2 separate regions of the Mus musculus genome follow, and region 1 is linked to region 2. A link is a loop called in an ENCODE intact Hi-C map of the cell type or tissue named here. Cell type or tissue: heart. All regions are shown on one strand.

Region 1 (8,000 bases), 110 kb before region 2:
AGGAAGTGAAAAATTACTAGGGGTAAAAATATAATCACTGGTAACTTTTGTCAAGTAACTAGAGTAGTAATAAACTGACTTAAATGTAAAAAGTCAGGAGGAATGGGGTGCAGACAAATGGGAGCAGCACCATAGCTAATCATGACACAGTCCTTACTTCTTTCTCATTCTTTTTTTTATGGGTATAAGTGTTTGCCAGCATGTGCATATATGTATGCATCATGTACATGCAGGAGACCAGAAAAAGGTGTCATATCCCCTGAAGAAAGTGACAGAAGGTTGTCAGCTGCCACGTGGGTGCTGGGAACAGAACCTGGGTCTCCTGAAAGAACACCAAGTGCTCTAGCCCACCCCTCTAAGTGCCCACGTGGGCGGGCGGAGGGGCAGGGGAAGCACACTAGATGCCAGTTTTTCCCGACTTCTGACAAGCAAAGGTGGGTCCAGCCATTGTTAAGTGACCAGCAGATGGTAAGATTGCTCTTGGTTGACAGCCACTGAGTTAATTAAATAAGACAGAATCATAAAAAGCAGCTCGAGGACGAACTAAGACTACTGGTTACAAACATGACAGCCTGCAGTCAACCCTAGAGCCCCATGTGGGAGAAGGATAGAGCCAACTCCCACAAGGAGTCCTGCCCTTCAACCTTGCTATAGCACACATGGGTGTTAAAAGTGAGTTATTAAAAGTGATAAACATAGTAAAAAATACTTTTGTATTTTTTTTTAATTTCTTTTTTTTTTTTTTTTTGGTTTTCAAGATAGGATTTCTATATGTAGCCCTGGCTGTCCTGGAACTCACTTTGTAGACCAGGCTGGCCTCAAACTCAGAAATCCGCCTGCCTCTCTCTGCCTCTCTCTCTCTGCCTCTCTCTCTCTGCCTCTCTCTCTCTGCCTCTCTCTCTCTGCCTCTCTCTCTGCCTCTCTCTCTCTGCCTCTCTCTCTCTGCCTCTCTCTCTCTGCCTCTCTCTCTCTGCCTCTCTCTCTGCCTCTCTCTCTCTGCCTCTCTCTCTCTCTCTGCCTCTCTCTCTCTGCCTCTCTCTCTGCCCCTCTCTCTCTCTGCCCCTCTCTCTCTCTGCCTCTCTCTCTCTGCCTGCCTCTCTCTGCGCCTCTGCCTCTGCCTCTGCCTCTGCCTCTGCCTCTGCCTCCCAAGTGCTGGGGTTAAAGGCGTGCGCCACCACTGCCCGGCAAAATACTTTTTTAAAATTACCTTTATATCAGGATCAGACAGCTGGTTCTTCAACAACTCTAAGTCATTTGTTTCACCCTAAACAAAGAAAAGAGAAAATTAAAGTACAATCACTCTGGTTTCCTTTAAATATCTTTAGAATTTTTATTCTGCCTTGATATCTCATGGAACTACAAAAGGAACCATGAAACGTCTACATATCCCTCACAATTATAATAAAGTCCAGACTATAAACCTTTTACAAATTCATATTTAAGGCAGGCCTGGGTGTCTTTTTTGCCTATAATCCTAGCTATTCAGAAAGCAAATCCAAGGCTACCCATCTACACAACCCTATCTCAAATATAAAAAGTAAAAACCACAAGGCCTGTAGCTACAGCTTAGTGGTGGAGAGCTTATGCTACTAGCAAAGAAAAACAACCAAAGCAACAAGGAACTTGTATTAGTAGAATCAAAGATCTAGGACAAGGGAGGCATAGTCACTTGAATACTATAGCAGATACTAATGAGAATTCTAAAAGTATGAATAAAAAGCACTGTAATGATAGCATCTGTTTAAATGTACTGCTATAGGTGGGAATTATAAGACAATCATCTATACTTCATCTTTAGTGATGAGATCTAGAAGAACCACTTAAGCAACACAAAACCAGAGAATACATTAGAGAAGGTATTCTCCTGCAGTAAAGCTTGGGTAGCTCCTTAGAGAGAAAATGGTGCCGGGCAGTGATGCACACGCCTTTAATCCCAGTGCTCAGGAGCCAGAGGCCAGCCTGGCCTAAAGAGTGCATTCCAGGACAGCCAGGGCTACACAGAGAAACCTTGGAGGAAGAGAAAGAAAGGGGGTATCAGGCATGGGGGTGTACAGTCAGAAGGCAAAAGCAGCTGGATCTTTATAAGTTCAAGGCCAGCAAAGTCCACAAAGCAGTTCTGGGCCAGCCAGTAAGCAATACAGTAAGACCCCATCTCAAAAGGATACAAAACTATTTAATTGGACTATGTGTATAACTCCAGGCTTGAGGCAAGAAGACTGGAGTTAGATATCAGACAGGGCTACATAGCACGCCTGTCTTTAAAAAAAAAAAAAAAAAGTTAAACAAACTAAAATCGCTCTAATTTTTTTTTGTTGTTTTTGTTTTTGTTTTGTTTGTTTTGGTTTTTCAAGACAGGGTTTCTCTGTAGCTCTGGCTGTCCTGGAACTCACTCTGTAGACCAGGCTGGCCTTGAACTCAGAAATCCGCCTGCTTCTGCCTCCCAAGTGCTGGGATTAAAGGCATGCGCTACCACTGCCTGGCTAATTTTTTTTTTTTATTTTAATTTTAGCACTTGCTAGTTTTCAAGTTGTATACAGCATTTTAAGTCCTAAAATCTCAGCACACTTGTTTTGGTTACCTTTAAGCTTCGGTATCAGGCATATCACTATATATTCTATTTCAGTATGGTATCTAAATACTTCCCACAATCCCATCTTTTTAGACAGGCGGTTCTCAACCTGAGGCTGTTGACCCCCTTTCACAGGGGTCACCTAAGGCCACCAGAAAACACAGAGAGTCGCATTATAAGTCATAACAGTAGCAAAATTACACTTATGAAGTAGCAAAGAAAATAATTTTATGGTTGGGGGTCGCCACAGCATGAGAAACTGCATTAAAAGGGTCACACAGAGCCTTAGGAAGGTTGAGGGCCACTGTTTTACACAGAGGCTGTATATATCCCTGGCTGGTCTCAAATTCAGGGATCCACCTGATTCTGCCTTCACATGCCGGGATTAAAGACACAAGCCTCCAAGCCCAGTGTAAAATTTATTTTTAGGCTATGTAGGAGCTCAACTAGACCTGTTTTCCTGGTGTGGATAAGGTCCTAGTTCCAATCCCCACCACTGAGAAACCTAAATAAACGTACACACAAATGCTAAAGTTCATCTTATTCTCTTTACTGTCTTGGGGGGGGGGTTGTACTCAGGAGGAGGAACCCAAAGTCTTGATAATTTGCTCTTCGGTTTAATGCCTTTTAAACTCTGACTAAGCAAAGTCAAACCCCACCTCCTCGTACCTTTTTGTATTTCAGTAAGACTTCTGTCACAGTTCCGCCAAACCGAACAGTTTTTTTCGGAGGAGAATTGAAGAAATCGCTCTCTAACGCGAGCATATCGGAAAGCCTGAAGAACCAGGAAGACCAGTTATCAAATTCATGACAGAGAATGACGGCAGGGAGCATGGCTGAGCCAACATCATTTTGTGTGATGAGGCTTAAGTTTCTCAAATGATATCCCTCCTTCCAACCTTCTCTCCCAGGAAGCCACTCTTCCCTCAGTAAATCTGTCTCAGAAGCTGTGGCAGAATCCAACCTAGGCTACATAATGAGATCTTATTAAGAGTAAGGGAAGGAAAAGAAACTCCATATTCCCACATTAACCCTGTAAGATCCTGTTTAACCAGCCACCTTTCCTAACCCTGATCTCATGATACAATCATTTGTTAAAAGCGTGATGTCCTTTCTATTCCTCAAATTTGTCAAGCTGATTCCCATTTCACCTGCTACTCGCTGTTAGAAACACTCTTCCCAAGGTTGGAGTTCAAATGTCAGAGGCCCTCTCCACCAGAACCTCATACACTCACGCTTTATCCTGGAACGTTGTAGTTCTTCATAGCATTTACTGATACCTGAAACTATCTTATCCATGTATTGCCGCCGCCCCCCCACCCCACTGCCCCGCCTCCGGCTCTGCTGGGTATGGGTTAGTGTCTGGATAAGCTGCTGTCCCCAGTGCCTTAACACAGAGTATACACACTTTATTAACAATTGTCAGTACTATGCTAAGTGCTTTACAAGGTTTACTTCGTTTAAACAAGAGAATCAGACAAAATCTAAAGGTTAGATTCCAAATGTTTTATAGGGATAGGTATTTTAAAATGTTGGGCAAAAAGGACTGCTTATATAATATACGGTTCCACTATGCTACTGCTTGCTTCTACAGAAACAAATTTCAAACAAAATTTTTGGAATTCGATAGGTCACCAGTGACAGCTTTCCCCTAGATATCCAAAACCCTGGAAATGCCGCCCATGTCTTGGCCAAGAGAGGGAAGAGGAAAGGCACGGAAGATTAGCCTAGAGTCCCACAAGGGTGCCCCAAGAGTGAGTGGGAAACAATGGAACAGACAAGGCTCGCCCGGGCAGAGGGGACCCGAGGGAACCAGAGGCTCCTGCGTGCCCGAGCCGAGCCCGCACGCCCGGCCCCCTCGGCACATGCGGAGAGCTCTCAGCGGGCTCGAGCCCCGCACCCGCAGGCGGAGGCCGCCCGGATCTTACCCAGTCCGCGACGCACTCAGCGTGGCAGAGGCCGCTGCCGTCACATCGCCCGACAAGCGCGTGTGAAGCAGCGGGGCCGCCATTCGGCCTGAACTGAGCGAACGCCCGGCCTTGCGCCGGAAGCCACGACCTACCCGCCCCGGAAGTGGCGCTGCAGAAGGCAGCCCCTTGCGGGACGCGGCCCACGTGAGCAGAGCGTAAGGATCGCAGCAAGAAGGCGGGTAGGCTTGCGTCTGACCTTAACCGGCCTGAAGCTTTCCTAGAAATAGGCTGGCACAGCTTGGCGGGGCAATCGGTGGCCGCATTCCTCAGAAACTCCTTCAAAAAGAAGCTTGTCTTAGAGGCGTGTGCACGTGACCTTGGCGCTCAGGAGGTGGAGGCGGGAGGATAAAAGGAGTTCAAAGCGGGTTTCCTTCTGGGAAGTGAGTGGAGGAGGAAGGTCAGCTGGGTGCTTTCTCTGCCTCTCTGACCTAGCAGGCTTGCACCCCAGCATCTGGCCCCTGAGTCTTCATTGGTAAAATCGAACGGCTGGGATTTTTTTGGTTTTCAAACAACATGTTGGCTCTCTTAACTTTTGGCAAGACTCCGAGGGACACTGAGAGATCACTCCTGCTGAGGACAACCTGAGAAGCCATCAGATTTGGTCCCGTGCATCAAGCCAGAAGCAGCCACAGGGATGGCTGTGTTTCTCATGACCCCACACAAGAAGACCACCATCTTCACTGAGGCCAAGGAGTCAAGCTTGGTGTTGGCACTCAAGCGCATCATTGAGGGCATCATGAAGAGGCCTCCTGAGGAGAGCTGCTGTTCAAGGACAACCAGCTCCTTGATGAGAAAACTCTGGGGGAATGTGGCTTCACTAGTCAGGTAGCAAAGCCACAGGCCCCAGCCACAGTGGGCCTGGCCTTCAGAGCAGAAGATGCCTTTGAAGGCCTGCCTATCTACCCCAATTCTTGTCCTCCAGAACTTCCAGGTGTGATGAAGGATTCTGGAAATAGTGCTAAGGAACAAGTTGTACAGTGAGGGCCCCAGGCCCACCTCCTAGAGATCCATTCCTCCCCCACCACCACCACCACCAAAAAAAGGGAGTTCAAAGCCAATGGGTAACTATTAGGACCTGGGTTACTCAGGTAAAGAGCCCGGTTTAATGTTAGTAATACAGGCACTGGAGAGGTGGAAATAGAAGGATCCTGTATATCATTTTAGACACATTTTCACACCTTACTCTGTGTGAAACACATATTACACAGTGACCTAGCCAGAAGTGTGGAGACTGGTAAAAAGCCAGAGGGGAGAGTTGGACCGATGTTACCATGGGTAAGAGAACCCAGGCTGGGGAGCTGGGCATGATGGTACATACCTTTAATCTCAGCACAAACAGGCAGATCTCTGAATCTGAGGCTAGTTTATTTAGACTATCGCGTAAGTTCCAGAACAGCCAAGGCAATACAAAAAGAGCTTGTCTTGAAAACAACAAAAGAGGATCCAGGTTCACAACTGTTTCTAACTGCAGTCCCCAGTCCCAGGGCTTCTTAAACCTCTGTGAGCACAGCAGGGACACACAGATGTACAAAAAAACCCACCCAAACACATAAAATAAATCTTAAGACAGTTTTAGAGAATTTGCTATCCAGCATACTTTTTCTTCGGATGTTGAGGCTAGATTCCAGAACACTAGATGGATGCTCTGCTATTGAGCTCCACATATAACTTTGTAAAAGAAAAACCAGTGTCACTGGGCATGGTGGTGCATGCCTTTAATCCCAGCATTCGGGAGGCAGAGGCAGGCGGATTTCTGAGTTCGAGGCAGCCAGGTGTACAGAGTGAGTGCCAGGACAGCCAAGGCTATACAGAAAAACCCTGTCTTGAAAAACCAAAAAAAAAAAAAAAAAAAAAAAAATCAACCAGGCCAAAAAGAAGCAAGGAAAGGAGCTTTGTTTTTTGTTGTTCTTATTATTTATTTGTATTTATTGTGTATGTGTGTGTACCACATGCACACAAATACATCAGATCCTCTGGAACTGAAAGACCCACAATGTGAGGACTCCCCCACGTTCTGACTCAGGAGAGGCAACACCCCAAATCACTCATAAGAAATGGTCTTGATGCAAACCGCAAGAGAACTTTTATTCCAAGAGCACTCTGGGGCCCACAGTCTTACACCACACAGGGGTAAAGGACCTTGTGGGCAGAGTAGCTAGGTAACAGGGTAAAGGAAGAAACCACAACTCAAGGGTTTGGGGAGGGTGTTGTTGGAAAATACCAAAAATACCAGTTAAGAGTCACGAAGAAGTGGGAAGTCACAAGAAAAATACCTGATAGTTGTGTGGTTATTTCTCAAGACAGTTTCTAGGAGCCTCTAACAATAGCACTTTTGCATAGTGGGTTCCAGCAATGGTCAGGGTGACTTTCTTTGAACGAACACTCCCTGAACCCAGGAAGCAGGTAGGTGGAAGAATATCGCTATCTGTTTTATGATTAGGATGCCTTGGAGCATTGAGTCACAAAGGTCACATTCTCAAGCCTGGGCCTAAAGTCCTCGTTTTGTTTGTTTGTTTTTATGTTATTTTTTCAGAACTATAATTAGCTGCCTGGTGTGGATGCTGAGGATAAAATGTGTTAGGTGCTCTTACCCACTGAGCCATCTCTTCGGCCCTTCCGAACCCCACCCCACCCCTTTTTTTTCTTTTCTGGTATTTGGTTTGGTTTTGAGACAGTGTCTCTGAGTAACCCTACAGAGATCCTGCTGTTTTTGCTTCCCAAGTGAGGGGACTGACGGTGTACACCACCATACCTTCCTGCCTATTCTTTCTTGTTAGAAAGATATATGTATTTGTGTGTCTGTGTGTGGGCACATGCTCATGCTGGTGCCTGCGGAGGGATTTCCTGAAACTAGGCTATTGTGAACCACCTTAAGGGAACTGCTAAGCCATCTTTCCAACCCCAAGAGAGGAAATTTTCTTTGGAAAACAACAGAAATTAAAGCTTTGAGATCACAGGGGAAAAAGGACTGTACCCCACTGTCAGTAAGAAAGAAAAATGAAACTTTTGGAAGCTGTATAAAAATTATGAAATGAAATTATCTTTAGCATCTTGTTAACCAAAAAGCATAACTTTGGTGTGCAATATTATAAATCCAAATACCACTCTTCTGTCTTGAAGTGATTTTCTATCTAATGTTGTCTTAGAGTTTCTGGTGGAGAATGTTAGGCAGAAATTACTCATGTCTCCAGACCAGGGGAAATAATTGCACATTAGGTGGTTTTATAGAAACCTATTCCCCTCCATCACAAAGAAAAACAATCAAGATGCATGGCTATGATGCATGAGGAATATCAATAAACTGTCAAGTAACTGTTGATTCAACCATAACTCCATTAATTTTAAGTTGAACCTATACAACCTACAATTGTGCCACCTAATTTAAGAAACAAACCCCTGAGCTATACTGTTAACTCCCAGAGTCCACTTTATTCTTTCTTCCTTCCAAAGGTGCTCTTTGT
Region 2 (8,000 bases):
GGTGTTTATGAATTGTTAATATAAATAACTGTGTTTTCTGATGGTCTTAGGCAACCCCTAAAAAGCATCACTCAACCCCCAAATTTGTTGAAACTCAGAGACCGAGGACCACTGCACTAGAAGGAAGTAAATCTATCTTAGAATCAAGACTTTCCTTTATGCAAACCCATTCACCTTCACTCTCAACCCTGCCAAAAGCAGAATTGCTAACATGATTCAAATGTGGCAGGAGATTCCAGGTTCTGTAGGCTCTTTCCCTCTTAGTTCTATCTACTCTTAGAAAAGCAAAATGCAGTTGCTGACTTTATTTTGCACATCCTATTCCAGCCACATTTGTCTCTCCAAATCTGGACTCCATGAATTCGAATCAAGTTACAGAATCCTATTATATCACACAATAGCTGCAAAGTGGGGCTCTAAATATTTGCAGCTGAAAATTGAAGCAAACAAATATCTGACTCTTTATTAATGTGACTCTTAATATCTTCAATAGAATCCCATGGGAAACTTCAAGAACTTGAACTAGAATGTCTGAGAACAAGGCAGAAGAGTACACAGTCCTCCTTTGGTGTCTCCTCCGGGACTTTCCAGGGTGACAGGATTCATGGGTGTGCAAGTCCTTTCTGGGCAAGGACAGTGTTTGCAAGTGGCCTATGCACTGTTTCCTATATCCCCCAGTCTTCTCTCCAATCCCTCTGGTTTCTGTGTAGCCTTGCTATTCTGGAACTCACAGAGGTCCATGCACCTCTGCCTCCCAAGTATGAGGATTAAAGACTTGTGCCACCACCACCAGGCTCTTTTAGTCATCTCTTAACATGCTTGTTATACAAGCAACCACAGTAAGCCTGACTACAAAGTACAAGTGATCAGAATACCAGGCAAACAATGCCCAGAGAGCTGGAGAGGCTAAGGATCTGTGAAATGGTGGGAAGCTATCGAAGGGTGTGTACACCTACACATAGCCTCATTCCTCTTGATTCAGTGTAGTACTTAGCATACGTCAAAAATCAAATGTTGCTTTTTGGAACTTCTTGGATTTTTCTGGCAGGACTGGAGGTAGAACTCAGGGCCACTGTACACAACAGATAAACACTATACTACTGAGCTACATTCTCTAGCCCACAATTGAACTGAATTTTCCCCCTCATTCACCATTGAACTTGCAGATATGCAATTTATAGATATGGACCTGACTATGTACCTGAAACAAGTTCTTCACAAGAGCCTGGAAGTTTACAACTACATGTAATCTGCATGTAAATGCCTAATTATGACAGACTAGGTATGGCTAAAGTGAAACTTAAATAATGCTCATTTCCTATTCTCTTTTTGTGAATTTCTTTTTTTTCAATGTTTGAATCATCTCCCTAGAGCAAAATTCCCATCAAATTGCCCAAAACCTTCCCCACTAAACTGGACCCGACAGCACAGGCCTGTAATCCCAGCCGCTCAGTGGTGAAGGACTAAGAGTTCAAGGTCATCACTGGCCAGCCAGCGAGTGATGCATGAAACCATCTCAACAAAACAACACTCCCTGCTATGGAAAAAGAAAATAAGACTAAATAAAACCTACAGCTGTGGTTTTATTCAGTAAAGAATATGAATGACATAGTAGTAAACTAACTTCTCTAGTGCTGGGAACTGAAGCCAGGACTTTGTTCACTCTAAACACACTCTACTACAGAGGTAGTACCTTCAGCCCCAATCCATATAACTAAGGCTTTGAACTTGCAATCTTCTTGCCTTGGTCTACCAAGTAACTAAAGGTCTGCACCACCAGGCTTTGGCTTGTTAAATGTTGGGACACCATCATGTCTGGCTGTCAAGTGAACATTTTCACTTACAGCACAAACTTGAGGCAGAATGATCACGTTAAATCTTAGCTCAACAAACCATTAGCTGCTTGATCTAGGGTAGGTCATTTACCTTTCTTTGTATCCCTATAACAGTGGGGATAATAACCATATATCACAACTCACAGGAGTTCCTTCTATTACTAAGATTAGACTCTGTTCATAGACCACCTATAAATTTCTGCTCCTTGAGTGTTTTTTTTTTTTTTCTTCAAATGTTCCTCCTGAAATGACTAAGGTAATGCCATCCTGTTTTGAATGTATTTTGTCTTTCCCTTTTCCGCAACCCAATGTCTGCTTTGGATACCCATTTGAGGTTACATCTAAAATTATGCCCTGCCAGGAATGAAAGTTTACTCTGATCCTCATCTAACTTTGAGGTAAATTAAGGTCTTTGAGGTTTTTGTCTTTAAAAACTCTATCCCTGGGCAGAGGCAGCAAGGGATATTTTCAGAGGCATAAGGCCACTTATGGTCTTGTCATCAATTAAAAGGACTTAAAATTTTTTAACTGGCATAATCAGCATGGTTGTCAATAACTATCTTAAATGGATCATTACACTCCCATCTGTTAAGATTTCTGAGTCAAAAGTATCCACTCACAAGATCCAAACCGTCTTTGATGATTAATCCACTCCAAACCCAAGTTAACTGTGTAAGGTTTATCTGTGTGTTACCTAATCTGGACTATTTGGTAGAGTGTTTGCTGACTGGTTCTATCATCAGCAGTGTATAAACCGGGCATGGTGGCACACACCACTCAGGGAAATCTCTCTTTTGCATAAGTCCAGATTTCTAGACTCAGTTCAAGAGTTTCATTTTCTCCCTTCTCCATTTCCTGCTACTCAATTCAGAAAGCCAGAGAAATCAGAAGTCCAAGAATTATTCTTGGCCAGCCTGGATTACATAAAGCCTTTCTCAACAAATAAAACAAGCCAGGCATGGTGGCATTTAATCCCCACGGGCAGGTGGATTTCTGTGTATTCTCGGCCAGCCTAGTGTGAATTATTGGACAGTCAGGACTCCATAGAGAAACCCTGTCTCAAAATGCACCCCCCCCAATAAACAAACAAAGAACCAAAACCAAAGTTAAGTCTTCAGAGCGAGGCCAACCTGGGCTCCCAATCTGGTCACCCTTTGTTCTCCTCGAGCTTCATTACTTTCCATTTATCAAGCCATACTAATATTATCGCTAAAGGATTGTGGGATTAGATGTCAAACTTCGACCAGGTAAAAAGTTTGCTGACTGATAATAATAGCATTACTAACTGTCACATTTTACTGAATGCTGTTAACAGTGTGGTTAGCATTTATACTGCCAGAGAGAAAGGGGGAAAAGGGTGTGTGTGTGTGTGTGTGTGTGTGAACAGCCTGGACAGAGTACAGCTTTCCCATCAGGTTTATGGACGATATTCCCTGGCATATACCGTGCACTTTGGTCGGGACACATCCAGGCTGTTTATAAAAGAGCACTGACAAAAGTAAATAAAACTTCATCAGCACGTGCAGTCCGTACCTAAAGGTGAAAGGAAAACTCCTTCGCATTGGCCTCTCCTGGTGTGACGTTGGGGCCACTCCAAGGGCGGGCCAATGGGCTTCCGTGGGGAGGACCCAATGGCTCCCACTTTCTCTTCTCAACCAAAGTTAGGGGTTTGCCCCTTGCCCAGTTAAAGGTCCCCAGTTAGACACAGCGTCTCTCTTCTAAAACACACACACACACACACGCTCTCATCAGCACACGATTTTTGAGTCGTGTGTATGGGAATGAGAAGAGCTAAGTTCTAGGTCAGCCTCGGTGTCACTTTGGAGTCTGATGTTCCGTTATCCTCACTTCCCATTATGAAACCCTCTGCCTTGGGACAGGAAGGTGCCTCGGATTTAGCCGACGTGGCGGGCGCCCATAGCCCGCAAGTAAGTGGAAACAAGACCCATCTCTGTCACCACCCCAGGGTCGAGTGGCTCTGACCCAGACCCCGACGCGGGGGAGGACTAGAGACCTGCAGTGGCGTGGGTCTTCGCCTCGTAAGGGAAGGGGCTACGGTCCGCAGCCCTGCTGGGACGCGTCCAGGCCGGGGTGAGGAGGCCCCAGAGCCTGGACCCACCCCGCCAGCGCAGCTCCGGGAGCGGGTTCAGTCCCCGCCAGCGCAGCTCCGGGAGCGGGTTCAGTTCCGTCTCCCGCGCCGCACTCTCAAGCCAAGCGCCCTGCCGGACCATTACCACCCCACACCGTGCCGAAGCTCACCTCGCCACTAGTCCTGGTACCCACTCTGTCACCGCCACCTGCCAGGACCCCGCGGAAGTAGAGGACAAGGCTTCGCTTCCGGAAATAACCTGGGCCTAGGGGCCGACTACGATCAGCTCCCGCAACCATAGAGGAGAGACCTCTTTATGCTCTCAACCCCGTGCGACCTCCGGCTGCCTAGAGCGGCTGCTCTAGGGGCATGCGGGCGCATGCGCACCAACGCGACCCGCCCCTTCCTTTTCGTCCGAGCCAAGCACAGAAGTCACCGCCCCAGGTCTGGAGGTTCCAGCTGGATTGCGTTCCCGTATTTAGCTAGCTTTATTCAGCCATCAAAGTCTCCCACAGTGCCCGAATGCATCGTAATAGATCTTAACTTCACATTTATGAAGAAAACCACAGAAGCAGTCCTTAAAGTTTTATTTATAGAGTCGGAATTTGGGGTAAAATGGCGTTATCACATTTACTCCGCAGCTACCCACCTTGATCTAGATCTGTTGAGAACTCAATGGTACTATGTTTTCAATCTATGACGTTGTGAGACCATGCTTGGCAGGATGATCTTTGTGAGTTCGAAGCCAGTCTAGTCTACGGAGTGAATTCCAAGACAGTCAAAGCTACATAGTGAAACTTAACCAAAGAAAGAAAAAGTTCCTGTTTCTCAGTTCTGATTTAATAAACTGTTTGCAACCCCATTCACATGTACGTGCCCTCGTTCCTTCCCTTTCATTGTATCTTTATAAAAACGTGTTAATAGCCAACTCGGGTTTTGTTTGTTTGTTTGTTTGTTTGTTTGTTTTCGAGACAGGGTTTCTCTGTATAGCCCTGGCTGTCCTGGAACTCACTTTGTAGACCAGGCTGGCCTCAAACTCAGAAATCCACTTGCCTCTGCCTCCCAAGTGCTGGGATTAAAGGCATGCGCCACCAGACCCGGCAATAGCCAACTCTTTAAACAACTCTTTAAACTCTTATCTCCTATAAGCCAGCAGAGGCTGCTCTCTCAAAACCCGATTTAGGAGGAGACAGTCAGTTAGCCTAGGTGTACCCCCCAAATACAGCTTGCTTTAATTGGACAATCATTGATTTGATCTTTCAAAATTTTAACATCTCTACGTTGTTGGAGATGGGGCTGGGAATGAAGCTCAGTTGGTACACTGCTTGACTAACATACCAAGCTGTGCTGAGTTCGATCCCAGTAGCATATAAACGAACTGGGCTCGGTGGCACACCTGTAATCCCCAAACGAGGCAAGGAGTAGGCAAGAGGATTCGAAGTTGAAGGCTGTCAGGCATGGTAGCGCTTTAACCCCAGAATTCAGGAAGCAGAGGCAGGATCTCTGTGAGTTCGAAGCCAGCCTGGCCTACAAAGTGAGTCCTCTTAAGACTGCCAGGGCACTGTTGTACAGAGAAGCTCTGTCTTGAAAAAGAAAAAAAAGTTTAAGACTATGGAGACTTAGCTATGGAATGAGTTTGAGATCAGCCACCTCTAAAGGAATAAATGAGAGTGTTCTTTTCAAGTTGGTAAAGAGTAAAACTGATTTGTGCTAGCAGAATTTACTTTCTAGAGAGTGATCTAGTAAAGGTAGAAACCTTTTTTTCTTCATTGTGATAACAGATACATAACAGAATTTACCATTTAAGATTATTTTTCCTTATTAAGACACAGCCCTGGGCTGGTGAGATGGCTAAGAACACTGGGAGCTCTTCCAGAGGTCTTGAGTTCAATTCCCAGCAACCACATGGTGGCTCACAACCATCTGTAATGGGATCTGATGCCATCTTCAGGCAGCAGATACATATGCAGGAGAGCACACATATATTATAAATAAATAAATAAATAAATAAATAAATAAGACACAACCTTTGTAGAACAGGTTTAGTCCTGAATTCAAATGAACTCTCCAGATGGTTGGATTGCAGGTGTGTCCCACCATACTTCCCCTGTTTGTTTGTAGACAGGGTTTCTCTGTGTACCCCTGGTTGTCCTGGAACTCAATCTGTAGATCAACCTGCCTCTGTCTTAAGCAAGAAGGGAGATAGATATGCATAGTATTTAGTGTAATGAAAGTTACGTTGTATTACGCTGAGGTTTATCACACAAGGTTCACACTAAGTTCCTAACTATGGTCCTAAGCCTATCTTCCCAAGGCTGCTCACCTGTGTGATGTATCTCAGCTGAAGATCAGGTCTAGTCTCTAACAGAAGTTTCTGAAGGTCAGCATCCTGGGGGAGATGTTCGAGCTCCAGGGCAGGTAAAGGTATCATCATTCCCGATGTGCAAAGCAGAGAGAGACACATACACACAGAGACAGAGAATAATTTCCAAAGTTCTGTGACCCTAGGTTACCCTCACTAATGCACTCTGTTAAAATAAAGAAGCAAACTGTATATATTTAGATATGAGAGGAAATAATCTAACAATGACTAGCTGGGACCAGCAAGTCTAAGGTTCTAGTACTTGTTCAGTCTCACAAGGCTGGATGTCTAAGTTGGTCTTTTGGAAGGAGGGCCTCAATGCCAGTGAAGGAATGGACTTCCTACAGGGTAAGCAGGCAAAGAGTAAGCGCTTCCTTCTTCCAGGTCCTTACATAGGCTGCCAGCAGAAGGTTGGCCCAGATTAGAGTTGTGTCTTCCTACCTCAAGATCTAGATTAAAGGTGTGTGTCTTCTTGCCTCAAGATCTGGATTAAGCATGTATGTCTTCCTACCTCAGAGGTCTGGACTAGAAGTGAATTCACTCACTGTAAATCAAGCAGGAAATCTCTCACAGGTGTGCCTTCCATTTCTGAATTGTAGCTTAGTACAGATATTGTCAAGTTGACACCCAAGAATAGCCATCACACGGGGTCTCATTTACTCTTTGGAGGATAAATATTGGAAAGATTACAGTTGTTAACAGCCAACTATCTAGCCCCTGTGAACACTTTATCTCTGGAATAAGCCAGCAGGGGCTGGCTAACAAAATCCTGAAACTCTTTGAGGTGAGCTGAATGTAGGGCTGGAGAGATGGCTCAGAGGTTAAGAGTACTTGCCACTTTTGTAGAGTGTTAGGTCACAAAGTAGGCTCCCAAAAATGGCTCTGCCTTTTCTGATTACCTAACACTCTCTGCTGCAGAATTTTGCTCTTTATCTCCATAGCAACTATCATGTTTCCAAGTAGCAAGTCTGATGTCTGCCTGGCTTTTTTTTTTTTTTCTTCTTATCCAAGTTTTACGCTGCAATGGGACAACCACCATGATTTGTCATCACAGTGTCTCTCTTCTACCAGAGTGGCATAGAACCGGAACTCAGTCAATATGGGGCATAGAGATGGTTCCGTGGGTAAGAGCACTTGCTGTGGAGTCATCCAGACTCATGGACAAATCCCCAGCACCCATGAAAAAAAAGCTAGGCACAGCCCTGCAATCTTGTAAACCCAGTGTTGGGAGTCAGAGACTGGCATTTTAGGCGCCACTCCGGCTGAAACAAGTTCAGTCAGTGAGAGAGACCCTGTCTCAAGGAAGGTGGAGAACAAGAACAGCCACGGGAGGTCCTTCTTTGCTTACTACTAGTGATCACCGACCGCCACACAAATGCGCACGTATACTTCTCCAACACTTTACCCCACAAATTAAGCAAGAATTATATATTTGTATATATAAAATTAATTTAAAAATTTTTAGACAGACTCTCATTATGTTCCCTAAGCTGGCCTCGAATTTGCAAATTCTCCTGCCTCATCCTTCTCAGACTGGAATTATAGACCCAGGGGAAACCAGTCCATATGTCTCTTGATCAACCAGGTTCAGGACAGGAAACTTCTCCAACATATGGGCCAGGCCTTGAGACTTTGATAGCAATGCCCCTTTTTCCTTTCTAGGCAGCCCGGAGGGCCCGGGCTCCGCCCCTAACGTGACACAGATCTGACGCAG

Evidence for each region. Peaks named below come from ENCODE experiments on the same cell type or tissue, not always from the same donor. Only the 100,000 strongest peaks of a DNase experiment are listed, where the experiment ranks them.
Region 1: a loop joins it to region 2, with 2.8 times the contacts of the local background. A loop is called at or near these places in 2 of 42 quality-filtered maps.

The regions. Positions count from the first base shown.
Region 1 is chr16:13,777,337-13,785,336 of GRCm38, reverse strand. Rrn3 (RRN3 RNA polymerase I transcription factor homolog (yeast)) reads right to left here and starts at 4,638. Exons shown (of 18, transcript NM_001039521.1): 1 at 4,498-4,638; 2 at 3,239-3,344; 3 at 1,208-1,264. The coding sequence starts at 4,580. It also overlaps the pseudogene Gm6354. In heart, a CTCF peak has its summit at 4,628; a DNase peak (open chromatin) is centred at 4,646; H3K4me3 peaks cover 2,357 bases; H3K27ac peaks cover 1,815 bases.
Region 2 is chr16:13,668,173-13,676,172 of GRCm38, reverse strand. Bfar (bifunctional apoptosis regulator) reads right to left here and starts at 4,315. Exons shown (of 8, transcript NM_025976.5): 1 at 4,095-4,315. It also overlaps a transcript of Parn not described here. In heart, a CTCF peak has its summit at 4,132; DNase peaks (open chromatin) are centred at 3,442 and 4,312; H3K4me3 peaks cover 2,384 bases; H3K27ac peaks cover 2,450 bases.